Regions from separate parts of the Homo sapiens genome. Here all the other regions are linked to region 3. The links are chromatin contacts, found by Hi-C or POLR2A ChIA-PET in ENCODE. All regions are on one chromosome and are shown on one strand. Each heading gives the region's core, a stretch centred on a gene start or an enhancer-like site at or near the end of the contact. The rest is flanking DNA. Distances are from core to core; before and after follow the strand shown. Region 1 overlaps TGFBR3 (transforming growth factor beta receptor 3). Region 2 overlaps TGFBR3 (transforming growth factor beta receptor 3). Region 3 overlaps EVI5 (ecotropic viral integration site 5).

Region 1 (4,587 bases), core at 1,026-3,525, 780 kb after region 3:
AAAGGAAAAGCTCATCTTTATAGTAAAATGCCAACTAGAAAATCTAGAAGGAGCAAAGGAGTTAGAAAATGATCATTTTGCAACCATCATAATAAAAGTTGACCAGGCAAGAATTATCAACAGATGCTAAATCTAGCAGAGATGGAGGGAGTTCAGGAAGTAGTATATTTAGATATTCTTAAAATATCTTTCATACAAATTACTTATTAATTACACATAAAAAATAGTGACTATATACCTTGGGGATATCCCATGATACCTTAACCAGGTGATTAAAATTCATATCAGCAATGTGGGGCAGATGGACGCTGTGTGCCTATAAATGAGAGAGAACACAGCATCACTTTTGTGGTATTTTTGCCAGAAATGCATATAACCTGAATCTAATCATGAAGAAACGCTGACAAAACCAAATTGAACGACATTCTATAAGATAACTGGCCTATAATCTTCAAAAGTATCAGTCATGAAAGACAGAGAAAGGCTGGGGAGCCATTCCAGATTAGAGGAGACAAAAAGACAAGACACATGTGATCCTGAGCTGGATCCTGTTGGGTAGGGAGTGGGGCAGCTGCTATAAAAGACATTAGGGGGACAGTGGATTGTATTTTATATAAATAAATTATAATTGAGCCTATAGATTAAAATATTATATCAATGTTATATTCCTTGAATTTGATAATTATGTTGTTTTTATGTAAGAGAATATCCTTAGGAAACATACTTAATACTCTTTAAGATTAAGGGCTAAAAGGTCAGATCATTCAGGAAAAAAACATGTTGTATAGAGAAGAATAAAGCAAATGTGGCAAGGTTTTAAAAACTGATGAATCTAGTTAAAAGGGTATAGTAGAGTCCTTTGTACTAGCAACTTTGCTGTAAATTTAAATTAATTTCAAAAGAAAACATTTAAACTCAAAAGGTACATTTACAAGGTGGGCATTACAATAACTTTATTGTAGCCTTTTCTGGGAATTGCAACTCTTATTCTATATTAAAAAGGCCAAAAATCAAAAATCAGTAATTATTTAGTTGTTATTACTAGCACATTTATTTAGCACTTAGGATATTTCAGGTCACTAAATGCTCTAATACTTTAATTCTCACGATAGCCTTCTACAGTACCATAGTGTAGATCCTTTCTTATAGATGAAGAACTAAGATTTAGAGAAGTTAAGTAGTGGGCCAAATCACATGGCTAGTTACTTGCAGAGTTGGTACTCAAACCTAGATGGGACCCATTCTACAAGCTGTTATGCTAAACTGTCTGCCTTCGTACTCATAATCACTGTCAGTCTCCTCTAATTAAAGTTACTTGTGATAGTAATACTAATGGCTCTGATCATAAAGTCATATGCACATTTAGCCCTCATACTGTAGAGCTATACTGTCCAATACTATAGGAAATAGCTGTGCGTGGCTACTTAAATTACAGTTCTTCAGTCCTGCTTAGCCACATTTCAGGTGCTTAGTAGCTATGTGAGGCTAGTGGCTACCACAGTGGGCAGGTTATGGAGGCATTATGAGCAAAGGCAGTGCATGTCCTGGTTTAGATCCAAGCAGTGACCTTGGGCAAATTAATTTCTCTAAGCCGGATTTTTCTCAGGCCCTGCATCATAGGGCTGTTATCTTGAGTAAGTGAGATCACATATAAAATGTTTATAGACATCACCTGCTGTTGCTGCTCTTATTTATTTCTAGTCACAGTAAAGAGCATGTGGGACGGGTGTTGAATTTGCATCTGTATTTATGAAATATCTAGTTTGGCTGGCCCCAGATCAAAAGGGGTTCTGTTTCTCTGGGCTATAGGTCCAGATGAAAGTGTGGGCTACGTATGTCATAGTTGTACTTATCGCTGCCTGGATTCTTTCTTCAGTCTGCCAGTTCATGGGTTTTGACGGAAAGTGTCTTACTCTTAGTTATTAATTTGCTTTAATTTTGCTTAAAATCTGTAAAAACTGCTTCTTGGTCATCAGTTTAGACACTAACAATGAAAGAAGGTGGCCGCTTTAGTAAACAATTGAACGTCAGCCCCATTTGGATCAATCCCATGTAAGGAGATTGCAGATCAAGTAATGAGCCTAAAATTACCAACACGTGGGAGGCAGCATCAGGAGAAGTCAAGGATTTAAATTCCAGGACACCTGAACTCTGCTTTGTTGTCCAGCAGGCTTCCTTTAGGGAAAACGGTTTTTTTCCCGTCTGCACATTTCTTCTTGGCCTGGAAGAGACGATGGAACATCTGTTGTTCATTCACGTTCTCACATCAGCAGACAACGAGTGATGCAAGTCCTTGCACAAGCTGGGCCACTCTCCTTGGGCAGGCTTTTCCCTTCCTCTCTGTGGCCTGAAATGAATTTTAGTTTCTCCTCATCTCCTTGATAGCCTTTGCCACAGAGGGTCTGGTGATCAATAGAAATCCAGTAGTGTGTTCTCTTTATCCATTTGTATAGTTAAGAGTTAAAGTTTGGGGATAAGATAACTAAATTATTTTATATAAAGTGTTCATCAAACACTTCAGAGGGCCCACGGGATCTCTGGAAATTCAGGCTTCACCGTTTTCATCACTGTCTTCTCCGAGGTTACCCAGGGAGCCTAAAGGAGCTGTGGAAAGCGAATGGGTCTCTTGACTCTCAGTCCACGATGCATGTATCCTTGCCTGTTTCCTGATATGCTGCTGGATGGTTTGCATTTCTGTCTCAGAGCTGTCTACTGTGTACGTAGAGTTACAGAACTTTTAACTGTTTTTTTTTAAATAGGGCAATGAGAAAAGTTCAAGTAATAGCATCTACTCATTTATCAGGGTGACCTTTTTATTTAAATGGACATGTCTGTGTTGTTATGACTGCCCAAATTAAAAAAGGAAAACTTTCATAATTAGTTAGGAGGGCCTTATGTTACCCAGGACATCGCAGCCACCCTTGAGGGTGACTGAAAACATACTTTAATACTAGTAATAAAGGCATCTGTCTTTTTCTGTCAAATCATTTCAGTCCTTCTCACCCCCTCACAGCACAGGCAAGAAGGGAACGTGTCAGGCAGGGAGAAAGTGGGATTTGGTTTTCTCTGCAGGTGCAGCTCCTTTATCTGGTTATTCTGGTTACCTAGGAAATATGAGTGGGATGAAGAGTGATGCTTTCAGGCTGAGTTTCAAGTAGTGAATCTTTGAGTGTGAGTCACACACACACGTGATGAAGTTGTAATAATCTTATAGTTTTCCTTTTGCAGGGTGTATGGGTGGCCCAGAGAACAATCAGAAATAAAAATCATCTTACCCTCTCAGTGTGCCATGTTGAAACTGCAAATAATCTCTTAGAAGGATCACATAAGCCTGTTTTTATTTATGCATTCATTTCTACACTGAAAAAAAAAGTAAGATAACTTAACTGGGTGATGATGCCTGAACCTTCAACCTGAATTTGCTAAAATGAGAGCCACAGTATGAAGTTGTCTTTAAGGACATACTACAATTTAAATACACGGTTTCTAGAGAAAAGACACAAATGGCCAAAAAACACATGAAAAGATGCTCAATATCATGAGTCATTAGGGACATGCTAATGAAAACCACAGTGAGATGCCACTTCACACTAGGATGGCTTTAATAAAAAAGGCGATAACAAGGGTTGTGAAAGCTGTAGGGAAATTGGAACACGCATACATTGCTGGTGGGAATGTAAAATGGTTCTGTGGAAAACTGAGCAAAACACATGTCCCCAAGAACTTGTCCACAAATGTCCAAAGCATCATTATTCACAGTAACCAAAAAGTGGAAACAACCCAAATGTCTACCAACAGATGAGTGGATGAAAACAGTGCTATATCCATATAATGGAATATTAGCCATAAAAAGGATTGAAGTTCTGATACATACCACAACATAGATGGGTCTTGAAAACATTATACTAAGTGAAAGAAGCCAGATGCTAATTGTCACAAGTTGTATGATTCCAATTTATATAAAATGTCCAGAATGGGCAAATCTATAGAAACAGAAAGTAGATTAGTAATTGCCAGGGGCTGATGGGAGGGGAAAATGGGGAATGACTACTAATGATACGAGATTTCTTTTGGGAGGTGACAAAAATGTTCTATAATTACATAGTGGTGAATATACCACACCTTGTGAATACACACAGAAACACTGAATTGTACAGTTTAAAAGGCTGAATATTATGGTATGTGGACTGTATTTCATAAAACTAGTAAAAACTTGCTGCAGCACTTTTTTTTTTTTTTTTTTTTTTTTTTTTGAGGACAGAGTCTCACTCCCTTACTCAGGCTGGAGTGCAGTGGTGCAAACATGCCTCACTGTAGCCTCAACCTTCTGGGCTCAAGCGATCCTCCTGCCTCAGCCTCCCGAGTAGCTGGGACTACAGGTGCATGCCAACATGACCAGCTGATTTTTTTTGGTATTTTTTGTAGAGATAGGGTTTTGCCATATTGTCCAGGCTAATCTCAAACTCCTGGTCTCAAGTGATGCACCCACTTTGGCCTCCCAAAGTGCTGGGTTTATAGGCGCGAGCCACAGTGCTGGGCAGGGACTAGGTTTTTAAATGTATCTTTTTACTTTATTCCATGTACCTG
Region 2 (4,718 bases), core at 151-2,650, 730 kb after region 3:
GTGGGTGAAGGGGGCTGTGCCTCTGTGCTGGTGGCCGAGGAGAGTGTACCAAACAGAAGAGCAGAGCCTGACTTCAGTTCAAACAAGACACGACACCCGGCAAGATTTTGAGATCAGATTTCTCGAGTAAGCCAGCAGGGGAGGATTAAACTCAGCTCACACTTTGAGTCCAAGGAAAAGTTAGATTTCTTTGGGAGCTACCCTTAAGGAATCTTGTACTCGTCACATACCAGATGCCCAGAATGAACTGAAATATCCAGATTGGGAGGCACCAGTGAGGATTGTCTCTGGAGGTGAATCCATATGGACATTACTGCCAGGAAGCACTTTTCTGAAATACACATTCTACCTCTGTGTGGCTCACAACAGTTTACTTATAGTGGGTTATAGAGTTTCTGTGAGGCTTTGGATGAAGTATCTGCAACATGCCTTTTCATGATAGAGTATGGTGTGAAGTGAGCACGCGTGTGTGCTTATGAGCATTGTTGCTTTCAGGTGTGTTCTTTCGTCATCGTCCACGCCCTGGTTGATCCTTACGTGGTAACACAGCTTTTGCTGTGCTGCTGATAAGGAGCATCATCAGAGCATGTCACTCACTTGGCTCTTGACTGCAGGGAAGAGATTGCGTAGGGAAGACGGGATGTGGGTTTTCAGCCGTGGCCACAGGAGACACTCCCAGCCTTTTGAGGCTGCCGGTGAGGGCCTACAGTAGCAGCTCCAGAGCTCACAGGTCACCACAAAAGTGAGCAGATGAGTCAGATGGGGTTTCGGAGCATGTTTTCCTGGTTTCCAAGCCTTCGTGGCTGGGAGGTGCTATACTCGGGCCCCATGGTGGTCAAGTGAGAATCTGAGCCACTGTGTTAACTCAGGCACTTGTGCTAGAGCCTGTGGGGTGGATCATGCTGTTCCCAGGTGGAAGCCTTCCTGAATGGAGCTGGCCCTGGCATTGTGCAGACAGATTGCGGAAGGAACCACTATGAGGCCAAGGGGGAAGGATGGGAGACAGGTTCATGAGCTGGCTGTGGCAGAGGGAAAGGGACAGGAAGGCTAGGGCCTGACCCAGAAGTGGCAGGATGAGGCTGGGGCTGTGGTGTGCCAACGGAGAGATAGAGGATTGTCCTGCCACCTGGAGAGAGGGGATTGGCCAGAAGAGTGTCCGGGAAGAGAAGACAAAAACAGATTTGTGTTTCCTGCTTTCTGTGACAGTTGAAGGTGGGGAAGCCCCAACTGGGACTTGATTCTTAGCAACCAAAAATGCCACCTCCTTCATTTCATGGTTGGTGTTTTTTTTTTCTGCCCCTTTTAGTATAAGAGTGAGGCTTTGGCTCTCAGGTAAAGAGTGAAAGCAGGAAGTCTGAGACAGACAGTCCCTTATTGGCACAAAGCCCATGCAGCATGCATCACCCCATGGTTCTTCCCCATTTCTCAGCGATAATTGAGTGTCTGTTTTGTGCCAGATACTGTGCTGGGGTGAGGCAGGCAGCAGCAGACAGAGTGGTTGGGTTCTGTTCTTTCGTGGTGTTTGCAGTCTTTGGGAGCATGTAGATGTGAAACCAATAATTGCACAAATAATTATGTACATCTCATCACAGGAAGTGCTGTGGAGAGAAACGGAGAGTACCATGAGAGTATGAAAAAATACAGATCTAACACAGTGAGGGAGGTTTGGGGAGCTTCCTTGAGAGATCAGTAGAATGAGCAGGAGTTTGTCAGGCCATGGTGGTGGGAAGGAACAGAAACGGTGGGGAATGTGTTCCTGGAGGAAACCTTGCTATTCAGAGGCTCCTTTGGGACAAAGGTTGGCACTTCTGATGAAATAAAAGAAGGCAAGTACATTAATTAGGGTAGGTTAAGCTACAAATGTCAGAAAACCCAAAATAACATTGGCTTATATAAAAAAAAGAGTTTACATTTGTTTCCTATTAAAAAAAAAAAAGCAGTTCAGAGCTGATCCCGTGGCTCCATGTTCATCAAGTACCCAGGTGGCTTCTCAGTTGCTGTGCCCTCCTCAGCATGCTGCTTCTGTCTCATGGCCCCAAAGGCTTGCTCTAGTGCTGCCTGTTACATCCACATTCCAACCAGCAGTCAGAAGGAAATGGCAGAAGAACTGACCTCCTTCCCTTCATACAGGAAGCTGCCAGCTGCTAGCGGGATTGGGAAACATAGCTTTCGTTCTGGGTGGCTGTGTGTCCAGCTGGCACTTGAAGAAAGGAGAATGATGGCTATAGGGAGACAGTGAGCACTTCTGTGCTTCACCAGAATGGCCAAAACACGGGAGCAAGTGTCCGAGGAATGAGAGACGGGGCCGTGGCAGGAAGCAGGGCCAGATCTTGGAGGGCCTTGTAAGTCACGTTGAGGTTTTGGGGCTTCATCTGGACAGCAGAGATGGAGTGATAAGTCTTTTAAAGCAGAGAAAAGCAGGATCAGACTTGGGTTTTTCAGATCAGTTTGGCTGCTCTATAGAAGACATTTTGGTGGAGATAAGAATTAAGAGCATCTTGCAGTAATCAGGGAACGAGAGACGATGGTGCCCATGGAGATGGAGAGGAGGGGTCAGAGTTGAGTGGCCAGAGAGAGAATCCATTGGGTGAGGAGAGGGAAGGGGTGATGTTGGGGCACCTCCCCCAGGTTGGTGCCAGGTGTACGTAGGAAGAGGCTGGTGCCATTTACTTAGGGAGGGAATGAAGGAGGAACAACAGGCACGAGGGGTAAAGATCCTGAGTTCTGCATGTTGAGATTGGGTGTCCATGAGACAAAAGTAGATGGTGAAGGAGCTGTTGAATATTCAGGCCTGGAGCTTAGAAAAAGAAGTATGGGCCAGGCATGGTGGCTCACGCCTGTAATCCCAGCACTTCAGGAGGCCAACGCAGGTGGATCACATGAGGCCAGGAGTTCGAGACCAGCCTGGCCAATATGATGAAACCCCATCTCTATTGAAAATACAAAAATTAGCTGGGTGTGATGGCGGGCGCCTGTAATCCTAGCTACCTGGGAGGCTGAGGCACGAGAATCGCTTGAACCTGGGGAGTGGAGGCTGCAGTGAGCTGAGAGCGCGTCACTGCCCTCTCGCCTGGACGACAGAGCGAGACTGTCTCAAAAAAAAAAAGAAAAAGAAAAAAAAGGAGAAATAAGTAAGTCTGAGATGGCCTGGAGTCATTTCTGTAAAGAGATGAGAGTTGAACCCATGGATGTGTTTGAGAAAATCTATGGAAAAAGGATAGTGCACTCCAGGAAGGCCTGGCAGGCATTTTACCTGGAAGGCGGCGATGGAACAGCTGGTGGCAGAAGAGCGTCTCTCCAAGATATTCAAAGGAAAACTTCATACAATCACACTGCCTCTTTCCTTTCTTGGCCAGAGAGGCTTGTTTTTTACCCAAAGGAAACCCTCTCCCCTGATTCCTACACTGTGTCTGTTCTCTTAGGAGAGGACTACTCTACCCCATACTTAGAGTTTAACCTACGTCCTTTAGCCTGGGTGTTTTCACAGGGACTTTTTGTCCCCTCCCTTAAGTCTTAATTTTTTTCACTTGTACATTCTGTACCCCTTGCAAACTTATCCAGTTATGTTTTTCAGGATAAAATTCCTAGCGGGAAGTTGCTGGGTCAAAGGATGTGTACCTTTTGTGGGGCCTTGGATACCACTGAAAAATTATACCAATTTGCTCTCTCAGCAGCAGTGTGATGCTGGCACACTTTTTGAGGAAGGTTTCTTAAGGCATTTCTGGGCTTAATTTTTTTTATAAGCATTGCCTCCCTCTCCCAACTTTTCTTTAATGAAAAGTTTCAACATGTAGAGATGTTGAAACCATTGTACAGGGAACATTTAGATTCCACAATTAGCATTTTGCAATAGTTGCTTTATCAAATATCTCTCCATCTGTCAATCCATCTTATTTTTTGGGAGGTATTTCAAAGTAAGTTACAAAACGGTAGATCTCACCCCTAAATCTATGACCACTTTTTTATTTTCACAGAAAGTGTTGGCACAGTAGCCCAGGCATTGGGCTGGATGTTCACCGTACAATGCTTGGTCACCCTTTCCCTCTCCTCACCCAGTGGATTCTCTCCCTGGCCACTTAACTCTGTCCCCTTCTCTCCATCTCCACGGGCACCATCATCTCTCTTGCCCTGATTACTGCAAGGCCGGGCACTTCAGGACCCTGCCTCCTGAGAGAGAGAGCCGCAAGGAGGGCCAAGTCTGAAGCTTTGGGTGACTGGGGCAACCTTGAAACAGTTACTTAAGCACATTGAGCTTACTTTGCTTTCTTTAAAATGGGGTTAGTGCTGCTTCCTTGCAATGTGTCAGAAGGATATGCAGCACCTAGCATTGCATAGTGGGCACTTAATAAATGGGAGCAGTCTCTCTCTCTCTCTCTTTTTTTTTTTTTTTTTGAGACAGAGTTTTGCTCTTGTCGCCCAGGCTGGAGTGCAATGGCGCGATCTTGGCTCACTGCAACCTCCGCCTCCCGGGTTCAAGCGATTCTTCTGCCTCAGCCTCCTGAGTACTAGGATTACAGGTACACGCCACCAAGCCCAGCTAATTTTTGTATTTTTAGTAGACACGGGGTTTACCATGTTGGCTAGGCTGGTCTTGAACTCCTGACCTCAGGTGATCCACCCGCTTCGGCCTCCTGAAGTGCTGGGATTACCGGCATGAGCCACCGCACTGGGCCGAGCAGTGTCTCTTATTACGTTGTATGCTGAACTGTTAAAGATAC
Region 3 (4,505 bases), core at 1,320-3,819:
TAAAGGCACAAGCAGCAGAGAAGAAAATAGATAAGCTGAACATCATCAAAATTTAAAACTTTTGTGCTTCAAAGATCACCATCAAGAAAGTGAAAAGACAACCTAGAGAATGGAAGAAAAAAATCAAATCATTTACCTGATAAGGGGCCTGTATCTAGAATATATAAAGAACTCTTACAATTCAATTATAAAAAGATAACCCAGTTATAAAATGGATAAAGGATCTGAATAGACTGTTTTCCAAAAATGATATACCAGATGGCCAGTGGACATGAGAAAATATGCCCAACATCAGTGATCAAGGGAATGCAAACCAAAATGACAGTGAGATTCCACTTCACACTTACTAGGATGGCTATAATAAAACAGATAATAAAAATGTTGCAAGGATGTAGAAAAATTGGAACCCTCATACACAGCTGATAGAAAGGTAAAATGGTACAGCCACTTTGAAAACAGTATATAGCAGGTCCTCAAATGGTAAACATAGAGTTGCTATATGACCTAGCAGTTCCACTCCTGGGTATATACCCAAGTAACATGAAAACATGTCTACACTAAGACATCTGCATAAATGTTCATAGCAGCATTATTAATAATATTTAGAGAGTAGAAACAACTCAGATGTCAATCATCTGATGACTGGATAAATAAAATGTGGTATATCCATATGATCAATTATGAGGCAATAAAAGGAATCAAGTGCTGACACATGCCACAACATGGATGATAAATTTTTCAAAAATCAGTCACAGAAGGCCACATATTGTATGATTTCATTTATATGTCCAGAATAGATAAATTTATAGAGAAAGAAAGTAGATTAGTGGTTCCTTGGGGTTGGAGGGGAAGAGAGGGGTTTTAAGGGATGACAGCTAAGAGGTGTGTGGTTTATTTATGGCATGATAAAAATATTCTAGGATTGGTTGTGGTGATGGTTGCACAACTCTATGCATATACTAAAAGCCATCAAATTGTACACTCTAAATGGGTAAATTGTATGGAAGGCAAGTTATATCTCAAGGTCATTTTAAAAATTCATAGTCTTTCTCTTCTGGACAGTTTCCTAACCTGGGGCCCATGGATGGGGTCTATTAAAGTATTTACAAATATTTTATGTATAAACATAGGCGGATCTTTGGGAGAATGGGTTCAAGATTTTTTTTTTTTTTTTTTTTTTTTGAGATGGAGTCTAGCTCTGTCGCCCAGGCTGCAGCACAGTGGCATGATCTCGTCTCACTACTAGTTCCGCCTCCCGGGTTCCCGCCATCCTCCAGCCTCACCCTCCCAAGTAGCTGGGACTACAGGCGCCCGCCACTACACCCGGCTAATTTTTTATATTTTTAGTAGAGACGGGGTTTCACCAGTGTTAGCCAGGATGGTCTCCATCTCCTGACCTCGTGATCCGCCCGCCTCGGCCTCCCAAAGTGTTGGGATTATAGGCGTGAGCCACTGCGCCCGGCCGGGTTCAAGATTTTTTCAGATTTCTTGAGTGATTTGACACCTAAAAAAAAGTTTTCCTCCATCCCTCAATTATCTTGTGGGAGATATTGGGGGAATTAAGTAAATTAATGCTGGAAAAGCACTTAAAACAGAGCCTGGGACATAGTAAGGGCTAAATAAGTGCTCTTATTGTTCCAGCTATACCACAAAATACTTATGTAGTCACAGTGTGATATTATAAAGGATTAGATAAAATCTAATGACACTACTCCACTGCCTCAGTGACTCACCCATAACCTTCGTGATAAGTTCTAATTCTTTAACATGGCATAAGATTCTTCATAGTTTAGCCCCAGCTTTCTTTCAAGTTTCATCTCTCACCTCTCATTTTGAGACCTATATCCAGCCACACCAAACCACTTGCAGTTTCCTAACACATAATACATTCTCTGGCCTTAGGCTTTTCCCCATGCCACCTGTGCCTGATTTCTCCTCCCTCCACCTCTGCTCATCCTTACAGACCCAACTCGAACATCATCATCTTCCTCCTTCCCTAAGAATTCTCCCTTCTAGCCAGTGTATTGCTTCTCCTGTGGGTTTACTTAACAGTGTGCCACCTTGGAATCAGCTGTTTAGTTTTTTTGTCTTGCCCTTCAGATTTTTAACTGAGGGCAGGAGCCTTGTCATTTGTCTTTGCCTTTCCAGCATCACAACACTTGTCACCTAAACACTAGGTGCATATTTGGTTAATTGATTGATGGACTGAAAAAACACATGATATAGCTTTAGAGAACAAGAATTTCCTCTGAACAGAATCCAATCCAAATAGAAAAGAAGTACTTCATTTTCATGAGGGTGTTTTGCTAAAGGTTTGAATTTTTAAATGCTTCATTTTGCTGAAGGTTAAATCAAAGGAAATCTACATGGTACTTTGATGTAGCTTTAAAAGTTCAGAGTGAAACAAGTGTGAAGTGATTTATTTCCTGTAATTGGTCATAAATTTACATAGAACCTCACATATTCGTAGCCTCATCAGCGTTGACCTTAGAGTACCTTCTAAATAATGTTAATGGTTTCAATTTTATCAAGATGTGTCAGCTGCCAGGAAGAAGACATTCAGTGGCAGTTTCATTTTGTTTGCCCACAATACTGAATACATCTAAGTATGCACTGTAGAAAGACTAAGAATTCTCTGTAAATGACTCCCCCTCTCTTCTTCTCAGGTAAAAAGTGTGCAGTTGTAAGTTTCTTCTATTCCAAACTTTCCTTTCCTTTCTACCTTTTTTACTTATTAATGTGGGTGCATGTTTTTTCCTTCTAAAAACGTCAGCTTTAACTATTGCATTATATACAGTTTTACATGAAATCTACAATTTTTTCATTCTAAATTTTATATTTTTTATGATTTACTTAGCTTAAAACCAAAAACATTTTCAGCATTATGTACCTAGTATTATTTCAATAAAATTCTTGAATTTTTTTTAGTTTTTTTTTTTTAAGTACTGTAGATTAGAATTTTGGCTCTTGTCTGTGTAATAAAGTAATGAAGAAATCATGACCTCCAGTCGATCACTTTTACTGATTTCCTGTTCTGATTCTCTGGAAATCATTTTGTTTGTGTGGTTATTACTAGTCTAACCTTTGTCATGTTTACAATTCAGTGTTTAAAGAAGCTGATAATTGAGAATAAATTTTGCATATCATCTCCCATTACATTTATTTTAGATTTTGAAAACAGAAAACTATTAAAGGTATTCTATAAGGAATCCAACAAAATTACTGACCAAACTCTGAGGATGGAAAAAAAAGTAAAGCCTCTAGAACTTAGAAATACAAACTATGTGATTATTAGATCTTTCCATGAAAAGTAAAATACATTGTTATTTAAAATTGTATATATTACATATCACTTACAGAAATGCTACATTTAGCTCAAAAAGCTATAGCTCTTTGTTTTATAAAGATTAATTATACAAACTCAAATGTACGAATAGGAGCTTTTATAATCTGATATGACTCAGTCTTGGAAACTTACTGCAACTGTTTTGCAGTTCACTTGGTGTCACATGATTCACTTCAATGGTTTAAACCCTGTCTAGTAGTGATCAAAGTTCATTTGGTTAGGGGTTTTTTTTGGTGTGTGGATGACTTTTTTCCACTTTGTTGTGGATTGATTGTCTTTCAAAATACCCAATGCAGCCCTTCCTCTTATTCTTTTGAATCTCAGAAAGTGGTAGTTGTCTGCACAGTGCAACCTCCAGTCACACACAGGGGAAATTTTTTTTAAGTTGAAATAATATGCATGAAAGCACTTTTAACTGTAAAGCATTATATAATTATAAGATTGTATTATTAATTCCATTACCCCAATGTTAAAATTGAAGGATAACTTGTTACGTCTCTTTAAAACCAAGTGTAAAAAAAAATCAACTGTAATTTTTTAAGTTACCAGTGTCCTATGATGTGCTAAAAGAAAGCAGACACACAGCACATTGTCTCCTCTAGCCACACAGACACTTGCCCAGGTGATCATATTTTCTCGGCACAGATTTCTTTATCACTTATAAAGAACCTACATTTAAAGACTACAAAACTCTAAAACCATGACACTTCTCTATTTCACAAAAGAAATTTCTGTCTTAATATCTACTGGTTTAGCCAATAAAGTAGACTAATGAAAAATTTAAAAATACTTATGTATCCTTAATGATGATGAAGTCCTTTGGGGCTTCAGAATATTCATCTTTACAGGTTATCCCTGCTGTAGAATTTCAATGATAACTTGCGTGGAATAGCTGTAATCTTTTATAAATAGTGTTTTTTTAGTGTTTGAATTTTTACTATCATACAGTAAGAAACTCTGCTGTTTCCTGTCAAAACCTTTCATCAGACTATGAACATGACAGTTTCCTGTTTTCTTATTAACTATACTGCATTTTTATGCTTTATTCTTTGTAAATTGTATAATAACTTATCGCTTTCCTTTTCTCATTACTAAATGTTTTTGGGGGACCAGCATTGTTTAATACACACAGAGAAATTCTAAAATCCGATCTCTTTAT

The links. A loop is a pair of places that touch in the nucleus more often than their neighbours do. ChIA-PET counts read pairs that join two places held with the same protein, here RNA polymerase II (POLR2A). Pooled maps may share reads with other maps.
Region 1: a loop to region 3 is called in a pooled map, with 24 times the contacts of the local background. The contact joins two enhancer-like sites. A Hi-C loop is called at or near these places in 3 of 37 single-sample maps with no recorded cell type and 11 of 50 pooled maps. POLR2A ChIA-PET finds 5 or more read pairs at or near these places in 1 of 52 experiments (activated T-cell).
Region 2: a loop to region 3 is called in a map of CD8-positive, alpha-beta T cell, with 14 times the contacts of the local background. The contact joins two enhancer-like sites. A Hi-C loop is called at or near these places in 3 of 168 maps with a recorded cell type or tissue (CD4-positive, alpha-beta T cell, CD8-positive, alpha-beta T cell and naive thymus-derived CD4-positive, alpha-beta T cell) and 12 of 50 pooled maps.

What each region holds. Positions count from the first base shown.
Region 1 is chr1:91,753,057-91,757,643 of GRCh38, reverse strand. All of the region lies in intron 4 of TGFBR3 (transforming growth factor beta receptor 3), which reads left to right. Among named protein-coding and RNA genes, the nearest start is that of TGFBR3, 130 kb to the left of the region's middle. RefSeq lists an enhancer at 4,208-4,587. Within about 2 kb of position 2,275, at least 11 of the 41 ENCODE cell types and tissues checked have a DNase peak (open chromatin) inside an H3K27ac peak, as active enhancers do.
Region 2 is chr1:91,800,758-91,805,475 of GRCh38, reverse strand. The region is part of intron 2 of TGFBR3 (transforming growth factor beta receptor 3); the gene reads left to right. Among named protein-coding and RNA genes, the nearest start is that of TGFBR3, 83 kb to the left of the region's middle. RefSeq lists an enhancer at 1,441-1,710. Within about 2 kb of position 1,400, at least 16 of the 41 ENCODE cell types and tissues checked have a DNase peak (open chromatin) inside an H3K27ac peak, as active enhancers do; they include CD4-positive, alpha-beta T cell and CD8-positive, alpha-beta T cell, where a contact is called at or near this core.
Region 3 is chr1:92,536,220-92,540,724 of GRCh38, reverse strand. All of the region lies in intron 19 of EVI5 (ecotropic viral integration site 5), which reads left to right. Among named protein-coding and RNA genes, the nearest start is that of GFI1, 52 kb to the right of the region's middle. Within about 2 kb of position 2,569, at least 5 of the 41 ENCODE cell types and tissues checked have a DNase peak (open chromatin) inside an H3K27ac peak, as active enhancers do; they include CD4-positive, alpha-beta T cell and CD8-positive, alpha-beta T cell, where a contact is called at or near this core.